Linked DNA regions of Homo sapiens: regions 1 and 2 are each linked to region 3. Evidence: read pairs that join two places in POLR2A ChIA-PET (ENCODE). Cell type or tissue: OCI-LY7. All regions are shown on one strand. Region 1 overlaps LOC107984543 (a long non-coding RNA gene). Region 2 overlaps LOC105369890 (a long non-coding RNA gene). Region 3 overlaps LOC105369890 (a long non-coding RNA gene).

Region 1 (4,000 bases), 320 kb before region 3:
CACAGAGGAGGAGCTAAAACATGAGGGATTGGTTTAGGAGGTAAGGGGAGACCCAACATTCATGGCTCTGGGCTTCGGTCATTTGTTCTCTTGTTGGACTTTTTAAAAATAATTTCAACTTTTATTTTAAATTCAGGGTGTTTATGCGCAGGTTTATTACATGGGTATATTGCATGATGCTGAGGTTTGAGGTATGATTGATCCCATCATCTAGGTACTGTACATAGTTCCCAATAGTTAGTTTTTCAAAATTTATCCCCCTCCCTCTCTAGTGGTCCTCAGTGTCTAATAGTAAACATTTGCTACGTCTAAGATTACATGTTAATGATACCGGAGATTACACATGTGCAAGAGGCATAGCTAATGCTTCAAACAGTATAGAGATGGGAATAATTTATATAAAACAGAGAATCTGGGATAAAATCTATGTACTTATATTATAAATTTGGGATTTTTCCCTAAGGAGATGATATTTGAAGTTTTACAAGAGGCATTCATTCATTTAGTCATCAAAAATTTGTTAAGCACCTATGTAATAAACACTTCTAGGTGCTATAATAATAAAATATGAGTGAATGGCAATGGGGAGTTATTTGTTAATGACTCTAGAGTTTCAGTTTTATAAGATAAAGAGTTCTGGAGATGGATGGTGATGGTGGTTGCACAACAATATAACTGTTGGCTTTTTTTTGTTTGTTTTGTTTTTGAGATGGAGTCTCACTCTGTTGCCCAGGCTGGAGTGCAGTGGCGTGATCTCGATCTCGGCTCACTGCAACCTCTGCCTCCTGGGTTCAAGCGATTCTTGTACCCTAGCCTCCTGAGTAGCTGTGATTACAGGCACCTGCCACCACACCTGGCTCTTTTTTTTTTTTTTTTTGTATTTTTAGTAGAGATGGGGTTTCACCATGTTAGCAGGCTGGTTTCAATCTCCTGACCTCAAGTGATCCTCCTACCTCGGCCTCCCAAAGTGCTAGGATTACAGGCATGAGCCACCGCACCCAGCCATAACTGTTCTTAATACCATTGAACTGTACATTAAAAATAGTTAAGATAGTATATCTTATATTATGTATATTTAAGCACAATAAAAATTGAAAACAAAACAATAACAAAATAGATAAATGAATAAATAATTTAAAAAAACATGAGGAAACAAAAAAAGACCTTTGCCCTCTATGGAGCTCATAATCTAGCACGGGGCAATAGACACTACATATTATATTATTTATACATTAGAAGGTCATAAGTGCTAGAGGAAAGGTAGGGGGATTAGGCATCTCTAGGTTAGTTGCTGTTTTAAAAAGAATTGTCAGAGTAGGCCTCTTACTCTTTGATCAAAGACATGGAGATGATGGAATTAGCTACATAAATATCTGGGTTCCAAAGCAGTGAGAACATCCAGTGCAAAAATCCTTAGGTAGGAGCATGCCTGGCACGTTCTAGGGATGTCAAGGAGGCCAGTGTGGCTGGGACAGGGTGGGGGCAGAGAGAGATAGGTAGGAGTTGAGGTTACAGTGGTAAAGGGAAGTCAGATCATATGGGTTCTTGAGATCGTTGGAAGGACTTTGGTTTCTACTCTGAGAGAAATGGGAACCATTGCAAAGTTTTAAAAAGGAGAACGGATGATGTGACATATTTTAAAAGGATAATTATTTACAGAGAGAATAGACTCAAGTGAAGAAGCAGGGTACCTGCTTAGGAGGCTGTTGTATTAGTCTTTGGGTGAAAGATGGTGGTGGCTTGGACTAGAGCAGTAGCAGTATTCGTGGTGGGAAATGGTCAGATTTTTACATATTTTAAAGGTAGCGCCAACAGAATTTCCTAAAGGATTAGAGGTAGGGTGGAAAAAAGAAAAGTCAAGGATGACTCTAAAGTTTTTGACTTGAGCACCTGGACTGTTGGAATGACATCATGGGAGAGGCTTTGAGTGAGCAGTTTTTTTAGGGGGAAGATCAGGAGTTCAGTTTTGAACACATTGAGTAAACTCTGTTATTACAATTTGGTTTTTTAAGTTGCACAAGTGAGGGCCATGGAAAATATGAGTCAACGGTATAGTATCTTTCACATAGTATTGGCTCAGAGTAGGCGTGTCCTTTAGATGTGGAAGAAAAAAGAGGATGTAAGATTGTAAGAGCTCTGTTGCTGACTCATGTTTTTCATGACTGTCACTTGTGCAACTTAAGAAAATTAACTGTAATCATAACAGCTAACAATATTGAGCTGTTACTATGAACAAATAGATGACATGTTAACTTATGCTAATGTGTGTAATTGAAGGAAATGTTAAATTGCAGTTAGAGGGTAGTGAGATTCCCATCCAAGTTCATGGAATCTGTCTTCTGTCCTTGGACTCCAGATTGAGAACCCTGCAGTGATTTTTAGTTTACAAATACCCCTGGGCCTAGATTGTTATCCTCACAGCAGTCTTAAGGAATAGGTCAGTGAGGTTATCCCTTTCATACTCGGAAGTCGGGAGTGGCTTGCCCAAGATAAAAACATGAATTCAACTTCCAGGTTCTCTGACTTCAATGCCAACAATTTCTCAATATTCCCTGCCACCCAACTTTCACTGATCATTTAAAAACTTACAAAAATGTTAGAATAGTACAGTACAATGAACACAGCATACTTTTAACCTATTTCACTAACTGATTATTGTGCCACATTTGATTTATGTCCTTACAAACACACACATACACATACACACAAACACACACGGGAGTTTTTTAGTGACTTTTTAAAAAGTAAATTGCAGGAATTCTGTCACATCCAAGTATGTTTAACCTGCATCCCTTAAGAATAAGAGCATTCTAGAGAACCCATAAATAAAGTCACACACCTACAACCATCTGATCTTGGACAAAACTGTCCAAAATAAGCAATGAGGAAAGGACTTCCTATTCAATAAATGGTGCTGGGATAGCTAGCTAGCAATATGCAAAGGAATAAAACTGGATACCTACCTTTCACCATATACAAAAATTAATTCAAGGTTGATTAAAGCTTTAAATGTAAGACCTCAAACTATTAGAATCCTAGAAGAAAACATAGGAAACACTATTCTGGCCACTGACCTTGGGAAAAAATTTATGATTAAGCAATTGCAGCATAAACAAAAATGGACAAATGAGACCTAATTAAACTAAAGAGTTTCTGTACAGCAAAACAAAAACAAAATAAAAACTATAAACAGAGTAAACAGACAACTCACAGAATGAGAGAAAATATTTGCAAACTCTGCATCCAACAAAGGTCTAATATCTAGTATCTATAAGAAATTTAAATAACTCAGTAAGCCAAAAACAAATAACCACATTAAAAAGGGGTCAAAAGACAGAATGGACGCTTCCCAAAAGAAGACACACAATTGGTCAACAAACATGAAAAAGTGCTCCACATCATTAATCAGAAGAAATGTAAACCAAAACCACAATGAGATATCATCTCACACTAGTCAGAATGGCTATTATTAAAAAGTCAAAAAACAATAGATGCCAGTGAGGCTGCAGAGAAAAGAGAACACTTATACACTGTTGGTGGGAATGTAAATTAGTTCAGCCACTGTAGAAAGGAGTTTGGAGATTTCTCAAAGAACTTAAAAAAGAACTACCACTTGACCCAGCAATCCTATTACTGGGTATATATCCAAAAGAAAATAAATTGTTCTACCAAAAATACACATGGAGTTGTATGTTTATCATAGCACTATTTATAATAGCAAAGTCATAGAATCAACCTAGGTGCCCATCAGTGGTGGACTGGATAAAACACTATGTGTGTGTGTGTGTGTGTGTATATATATATGTATATATATGTATATATAAATACGTATATGTGTATATATATATGTATATATATGTATATATAAATACGTATATATGTATATATGTATATAGAAATACGTATGTATGTGTGTGTATATATGAATATGTGTGTGTGTGTGTATATATATATATATATATATTTTCAAGATGAAGCCTCGTACTGTTACCCGGGCTGG
Region 2 (4,000 bases), 60 kb before region 3:
ATCTCTCTGTGGTGCAGTTTTTCTAACCTGTAAAGTAGGGATAGTAATAATTCTTATTTTGGGAATTGTTATAAAAATTAAATGAACATTTCCATGCAATGAGCTTATAACAGCTGTAATGAGCTTATAACAGGACAAGGCATATTGTAAACATTAAACATTTTTAAAAGAGAAAAGTAGTCTTGCAATTAAGTGTGAAGAACCAGGTGTGGACTCAGAATGGGGCAGGGTGCCCACAAACAAGAGGCATAAGAAGATTGAAAGCACTTTATTACCCTTCAAAAGCTGACAAAACTGAAGAATTCTTGTCTCTATATAAAGTAATATCACTGCAACTTCTCCTCCTTCTCCTCCTCCTATGTAGAGTGGGTGAGTTTAGTGACAGACTGTTTTGGAAGGAGCTAGAAATATCAGCTGGAAAAATGCTTGGCAACCACTTTAGAATGATTATCTGACTTTAGGAGGAAGGGAGAATACTGAGGTATTCCTCTTATCCAAATTTAGAAATGTCATGAAGGCACAATGAATCATCTCTCAGAGGCTCTAAAAACATTTTTCCCATACTAGGTGTTGCCTATTGTCTACCATTGCTGGCAGTTCTGAACCTCAGGATCACTCACCAACTCCCAAAGAAGCTACCCAGTTTGGGCAATTACAGGATCTGCTTCAGGGTTTTCTTTCCCACATTTTGGTGGACGTTGTGTCTGGCTCTCCAACCTCCATCCCACCCCTTGGATCCGTCTAAATCAATCAAGGTTAATCTCACCCACCTTGTCAGGCATGAGCTCAGTGTGGGCCTGTGCCATACAAGAAAGGGGACTTGGGAAAAAGAACTCAGCCTTTCTCTCCTGCTGAATGTGAACAGGGAAGCATGTTGCTCTGATTGCTGCTGGCAGCCATTTCAGGACCAGGTAACCAGCCATAGGAGGAAACAATGCTCTGATGGGCAGCTTGGAGAGATGGGAGGAATGGGTCCCTGAGGACATGATTGAGTCCCTGCAGCTGCCCCAACTCTGTAATTCCTCTTTTGCATTTTACTAAATTTCTTTATCATTAAGCTAGTTTAATTTGAGTTTCTGTTATTTGCAGCCAAAAACATTCTGACCAAACTCACTCATGACACTTCCCTACACTATCTTGTAGGCAGTTATTTATGTCAACGTGGGTGTCCCTATTAGGTTGTGCATAACTTGAGGGCAGCAGTCATGTTCCATCCATTTTTTTTCTTTCTTTTAAAACATTTAACGTAGTGTCTTGCAAATAGTCACAATTTTACTCTTTTTGATAAATAACAATGTTGAAAGCAATATACTCTGACAGCTTTTGGCCTCACTTAACAGCAGTGAAGCCCCTATTAAAAAACAGAATTTGCTTTTTTGATCTATAATTATAAAAGCCAATGCTTGGTAGAAATGAATAAAATCATGATCTTTCAGGATCTTTTTAGTGTTGTTCATGCAATTGTTGGATATAGAAAATCTTATTACAAATTAAATAATTGAATTATGTTTTCATAACATGCAACCAAGTACACTCCCCCTAGCTTTCCCTCTATAAGGACTAATTTCAGGCATCTGTTTGTACAGTGAAGATGAATTTTATTGGTGACAAATGCACTCCTGCATTAACAAATTAAGTGCATTCTCAAAGGGGAAAAAACAAACTCAGAGAAAATTGGGTTGTCTGTTCTTAAAGTCTAAAAAAGGACTTCTGTCCTCGGGGGACATTCGGCATTTTTGTAATCACATAGAAAGAAAAACATGTGCCTCTTGGGTATAGCATTAAAATAAATTAATTTTGCTGCCTTATTCATAATGGCTAACGGCAAATTGGGAGTGTTTATTTCTAGACTCTTCTTGCTCATAAAACCAGGTTTTCTTATGACCGCCTTCTCACTGAAGATGAATAGCTGTGTTAACTTATAGAAGATGAAGAATGTAGTACCTGTTCCTCCACTTGTGGCTTATTAATAATAGGTGAGTTGTCATGGGGACTAACAGGACCCTAAAGCCTCAGGATCTTGAATTCATATCGCTAGAACATCATCCTCTATTTTCTTCTCAGTTGTTCTTGGGATGCAAAATGTCTTCTACACCTTGGAGAAATGCTGCCTTGTGAACAGACTCTGGAGACAGTTGTTATCATTTCCCTCTTTCCAGCACAACTTGTGGTCATTCTCCCCCCATCCTGGCTGCTTTCTCCTAGCCTACACCAGGGTTTCCTTCACTTGTTCTTCCCAGATTAGCCTGTCTGCACATTCACTCGCCTGAAATCCTAGAAAATTTACTCACCCTTAAATATTTCTTTGGTGTTCTCCAAGATGGGTGTGGAGAGGCACCAATCTGTGGCAGGTATAGGTTAACATATATATAGTAGCTTCCAGTTAGATGGGGTGGCTATGGATTTCCATTGTTTTCCAATACAGAGTCTCATAATGTTAAATACTTGACTTTCACGATGTTGTAAGTATTGGAGAGGTGTGAATGACCTCTGCAATCACTGAGAAATTCTTAAGAATGGCAATTCTTCCCTGAATTTTACCAGCTGGAAATCTTATTTCATAAAGAAATGTTGCAATAATTGGAGGAAACCGTAATATTTTCTTACAAAAGAAATATGCTTTTGTAAATAAATAGCTGCCATGTGACCACAAGTAGATTTGTACAAGTCTAGAAATATTTTGAGGGCTCATAGATATGATTGTTGCTTTTGTGTTCCCTTTGATTTTTTTTTCTAAATTTATTAACAGTTATGGCATTTAGCTAAGAAACAATATTATCTAAGCCTATTTTGTAAATAGCCACATGTCCCATCGCCCAAGGTAAATAATTCTATCAGGTTGATTGCAGAATCCAGGTTTGTTTGTTTTTAAAATCTATTTAATTACATTGGACTTGTCTGATGGAATAGTTTTTATTTGCAAGACAGAGTTATGCATGGGAGAAACCAGAATAATCATACTTATAAGAGAAATTTGGGACAAAATACTAAACTAAGCTTCTTTTTTGAACTGCTCCCTAACATCTTGTCAGTTAGAAAACGGCTGAGTTGTAGCTGAAATGATGGATTCTTTTGCCTTGTCCTACCATGGGGCAGAAGTAAGGGGTTGAACATGAGAGACGAGTCTCACAAGGAAGAGACTGTTGTTTGCAGAGATATTCTGATTCAAAAGAATTCTTTATGTTCCAAGGAGAAACTGTTCTTTGGTAAAAATACTAATATGCGTCTTGAAACCATTTTTCTAACCTTTAGGTTAAATTTTAAATCAAGACTATGGAAAAAGAGGGTTGTCTTTTCATAACATATTTTTGCCCCCTAATCTGTCCTCCTGTTAGTTTTAAACATGATTAACCGTTTGACATAACTACCCAAATGACAGAGTGTTTGTATTAAATACATATTACAATTTATTTTCCCATATATAATTAGGAATAATCATTGCTGCCAGAATATAAAATGACACATCAATGATAAGTAGAGATAATAGCAGCTGCACACAAGAAAATGCATCTAAACACCTGAAGATTATAATTATATCTCTCTCCCACCCCTTATGTTTGTGTCATGATGCATCTTAGGTGGCATAGACCTTAGGTAGTCATTAAAGTCACGTGAGTATTCTACTAGTATCTACTGCAAATATATAGGTATCCCTTGAGCATATGCTTTTTCAATATTGAAAAATATCAATAACTGAGATAATAGGGAGTGCATTTTACCAAAATGAGAGCTCTCCTTAGGAATCTTAAGTTATACATCATCTTTGTAATTCATTGAATTCAATTGAATACCCACTCTGTGCTAAGTACACTACTAGTCACTTTGGAGGACACACAGAAGAATCACTGCTTCCCTTCAAGAGAGTTACAATCTCTGTTGGAGGTGGAGACAGGACAAGACAGAGCAAGGAAGAACAATTAATATCACACTTGTCTAATTTTTCTAAGTTGTATAGTTTCGAGAGTTTATGTGTTGTAGGAATTTGGAGAGAGGAAGTCAG
Region 3 (4,000 bases):
CCTCCTCCTTCTCTTCCTCCTCCTCCTTCTCTTCCTCTTCCTCCTCCTTCTCCTCCTTCTCTTCCTCCTCCTCCTTCTCTTCCTCCTCCTCCTTCTCTTCCTCCTCCTCCTTCTCTTCCTCCTCCTCCTTCTCTTCCTCCTCCTCCTTCTCTTCCTCCTCCTCCTTCTCTTCCTCCTCCTCCTTCTCTTCCTCCTCCTCTTCCTTCTCCTCCTCCTTCTCTTCCTTCTCCTTCTTCTCCTCCTCCTTCTCTTCCTCTTCCTCCTTCTCTTCCTCCTCCTCCTTCTCTTCCTCCTCCTCCTTCTCTTCCTCCTCCTCCTTCTCTTCCTCCTCCTCCTTCTCTTCCTCCTCCTCCTTCTCTTCCTCCTACTCCTCCTTCATCCTCTTCCTCCTCCTTCTCTTCCTCCTCCTCCTCTTCCTCCTTCTCTCCTTCCTTCTATCTCATCTTGATAATCTGAACTCCAATCCCCAGGATGCCAATCCATTAATTAAATGTCCAATACAACTTGCCTTTGTTTTATCACTGAAGATGACTCTTTCCTTTAGTCTTTTAGCCTTTCCAAATCTGGCCATACAAATTCATGAATGGCTATGATTGTGTCAGAGGGATCAAAAACACCAAAAAGATGAAGACCAGCTCATAGGTTGAAGGAATTTTATTCTTGGTTTTCTTAATATTACTACTAGTTAAATATCTTAGAAAATGTCAATCATGCCATGAATTTAATTTGGGGTTGCAAAAGAAAGTGGAAAACTATTCACTTGGGTTTCCTTTTGTGATGTTCCAGGGAGTGGATGCTACTCATGAAGAGTAATAAGCGGGACAAGTCCTAAAGCACTGAGAAGGAAGTGATGATGGTAGTGATCAAGTAGTCACCATTTTGGAAAGTGGATTATGTACCATCCCTATGCTTAGTGCTTTACAGACATTATCTCATCTGATCTTCTCAACAAACAATCAATGCTGTTTTTATAGTTATTTTGATATTACAGATGAAAAAATTGAGGTTTAGAGAGGTTAAAGAAATTTTTAAAAAGTTTTTTCACTAGTAAATGAAAGAAGTGGAATCCTATGTCTGTCTAGCCTGACTCCAGAGTCTATACTGTGGACCACTAACTATCAAGGGGTTAACAGTAGAACTGATCTGTGGCCAAGAGATGTCTCTAGAGCTTGAATGTCCTTATTCCTTGGAGCATCTTATTCATACTGCCCTACCCTGTTGTATCACTCTCTGTCCCTTTTCACTGAAGCTGAGCTTGCTGTGGTCTGGAAAAGCACAATGGTTTCTTTGGTGCAGCCTGTGGTTTTAGAGCTTACAGTGAGAAGAGCATGCAGATAAAACATAGAGCATCCTACTGAGACACAAGTCCAAGCAATGCTGCTGTAGAGAGCCAGAAAAGCAAAATGGTTCTGACCCTGGCAGGAAATACCATGGACAAGTAGGGAAACAGGTTGGGCAGACCCTAAGATGGGAAAGCTCTGTGCCAGCGCAGAACTCCCCCAGTGGCTGCCATCAATCCCCCTTTTAGTAGCATGTGTAAGGACTCATGAGCATCAAATGTATTCGACACGAACAGCACTGGCCTTAAATGTTTCTTTCCACAAGGATCAGAAACTTTACTACGGTTTTTGTGTCAGGACCTGTTGTTAAATGAACTGATGTCTTTGAAGTGCTTTTCAGTGCTTGAACAGTCATAATTTTAATAATCAGGAGAGTAATCCCAGCATTTTGGAAGGCTGAGGCAGGGAGATTGCTTGAGCCTAGGAGTTCAATACCACCTGGGTAACATACCAAGTCTCCACCTCTACAAAAATTAGAAAATTAGCTGGGTATGGTGGCTTGCACCTATAGTCCTAGCTATTTGGGAGGCTGAGACAGGAGGATCATTTGAGCCCAGGAGGTTGAGGCTGCAGTGAGCTATGATTACACCATTGTATGCCAGCCTGGGCATGAGAGTGAGACCCTGTATCAGAAAAGAGAGTTCTTGTCACTGATCACTGATGATAAAAGTTCATTTCTTCTAAAGATCAAAAGCTCCTGGTTTCAAATTAAAACTATGTCTGTGTGTGCATGCAGTAGAATAAAAGACAACTAAAATGTTAATTCCTTCTCCTTTTAGTATCACATGGAGTCTACCTGGCATGTCACAAGCAGCAATTCTGAGGTTTTGAGAGAGCTTCTTGCTGAACTTCTTGTTCAGTTTGCCTCCACGCTTTCCCCTACCACCAGAAAATTTAAACAAAACAACCTGCTTTTGCCTGAATGACCTAGGTAACAACCTACTTTAGCTTGAGCTGCTTAGATATTTCAGCTAAAAATGGCTTATTTCCATGAGTCACCTGGATAATTGCATTACTCTGCTGGCCCACTTAGCTGGGTGGGCCAGCAGGTGTTAAGTGCAACTGTCAACGAGTACTTCATTGTTTTCCACTCTATGGATAGTACTGTGACAGTTTCTTAGTGCCTGGAGAAGTACCTCTTAGATTCACTTTCAGCTCTTGAGCCTCTTTCTTTTAGATGGATCATCCTTGCTATGTGACAAAATCAGCCCCCTTCTATCTCCGTAGGGCAACTTTGTATCATGCATGTATGTGTGTGTAGCTTTGTGGTTTTGAAGAAAAATTACTTCAACAAGTACTTCTTAAATACTTCCTGGCAGAGCGCTGTCTGTAGGAGATACAAAAGGAGATAAAGACAAGATTTTTTCCTCAAAATACAGCTGTTTAAGTAGACTGGTATATATAAACCATTAGAAAGTCTCTACATGTTTACTGTTGACCTGTTTGGAAGTGTAATCAGAGTTGAAAGTTGAAGAGGGACAAAATATTTGGAGAAATCTTTGGAAGGGCTTACCTTCCATTACTTGAGATATAGATGCATTGTCTTTTTTTTTTTTAGCTGGGTTTCACTCTTGTGCCCAGGCTGGAGTGCAGTGGTACAATCTCGGCTCACTGCAACCTCTATCTCCTGGGTTCAAGTGATTCTCCTGCCTCAGCCTCCTGAGTAGCTGAGATTACAGGCATGTGCCGCCACGCTTAGCTAATTTATGTATTTTTAGTAGAGATGGGGTTTCTCCATGTTGGTCAGGCTGGTCTCGAACTCCCGACCTAAGGTGATCCACCTGCCTCAGCCTCCCAAAGCTGGGATTACAGGCATGAGCCACCATGCCCAGCCACATTGTCTTCTTTTTTTCTTTTTTTCCTCTGCAAATGTATTATATAGTTTACTTTGACAAAATATAACCCAATTTTCTAGAATGGCATCGCTGAAGAAAGATAGTTGTCTGCCTCATTTAGAGAGTAACTCAGGGTTCGTGGTTCTCCAAAGGAAAGACGGCAGACAGTTTTGGCTACAAAAACACTTGAGGTATTTAGAAAAAACTCCACACTGTATACTTTACTTTTATGACCGAGTTTTTTAGATGCTTCTGAGAACACAAAATAAATGGAAAACACATACAGGAAAAGAAAAAAAAAGACTTGCCTCATGTGGAACAATCAACATTGTAAAACTAAACCTTAACTAATTTTTGAAATCTATTTATATGTAAAAAAAATTAGTGCCCTAGCTTCAGTTTTAAATTTCATATAATTTGATGTCATGAAATAAAAGGTTAGTTTCTCTGCTTTTTTCTTTCCCTTTTCCCTGGTTATAAAATGATAGATTTTAAAATTAAGTGGTAAGACCAAGTTTTTTTTTTTTTATTTTTTGTTTTTAAGTAGATATTTGAACTTTGATGTAAGAGCTCACCACTTCTATGCTTACAGTGTTTAAATTCTCTGGCATGAAACTTTTAGGCTTGAAATAAATGTCACTAACATGATTTTGAAGGTCAGGCTGGTGAACCACCAAAAATGTCTGACAGCTCGAAAATAGAGTATTTACATGTGGCTCATGGCATCGTGCTCTTTGCTATGATGTAGTCAGGTTGAATAAGTGGAGCAGTGTGAACTGAACCTTGGTAGAATTTGACATTTAACCCCAGAGGTCTATATGCATC

The links. ChIA-PET counts read pairs that join two places held together with the same protein. Peaks named below come from ENCODE experiments on the same cell type or tissue, not always from the same donor. Only the 100,000 strongest peaks of a DNase experiment are listed, where the experiment ranks them.
Region 1: POLR2A ChIA-PET joins it to region 3 with 6 read pairs; 1 of 35 experiments calls an interaction of 5 or more read pairs at or near these places.
Region 2: POLR2A ChIA-PET joins it to region 3 with 5 read pairs; 2 of 35 experiments call an interaction of 5 or more read pairs at or near these places.

The regions. Positions count from the first base shown.
Region 1 is chr12:89,754,798-89,758,797 of GRCh38, forward strand. The region is part of intron 2 of LOC107984543 (a long non-coding RNA gene); the gene reads left to right. Among named protein-coding and RNA genes, the nearest start is that of ATP2B1-AS1, 48 kb to the left of the region's middle. In OCI-LY7, no CTCF peak of the experiment used is centred here; a DNase peak (open chromatin) is centred at 2,074.
Region 2 is chr12:90,014,930-90,018,929 of GRCh38, forward strand. All of the region lies in intron 7 of LOC105369890 (a long non-coding RNA gene), which reads left to right. Among named protein-coding and RNA genes, the nearest start is that of LINC02399, 69 kb to the left of the region's middle. In OCI-LY7, no CTCF peak of the experiment used is centred here; no DNase peak of the experiment used is centred here.
Region 3 is chr12:90,074,625-90,078,624 of GRCh38, forward strand. The region is part of intron 10 of LOC105369890 (a long non-coding RNA gene); the gene reads left to right. Among named protein-coding and RNA genes, the nearest start is that of LINC02399, 130 kb to the left of the region's middle. In OCI-LY7, no CTCF peak of the experiment used is centred here; a DNase peak (open chromatin) is centred at 2,337; H3K27ac peaks cover 3,234 bases.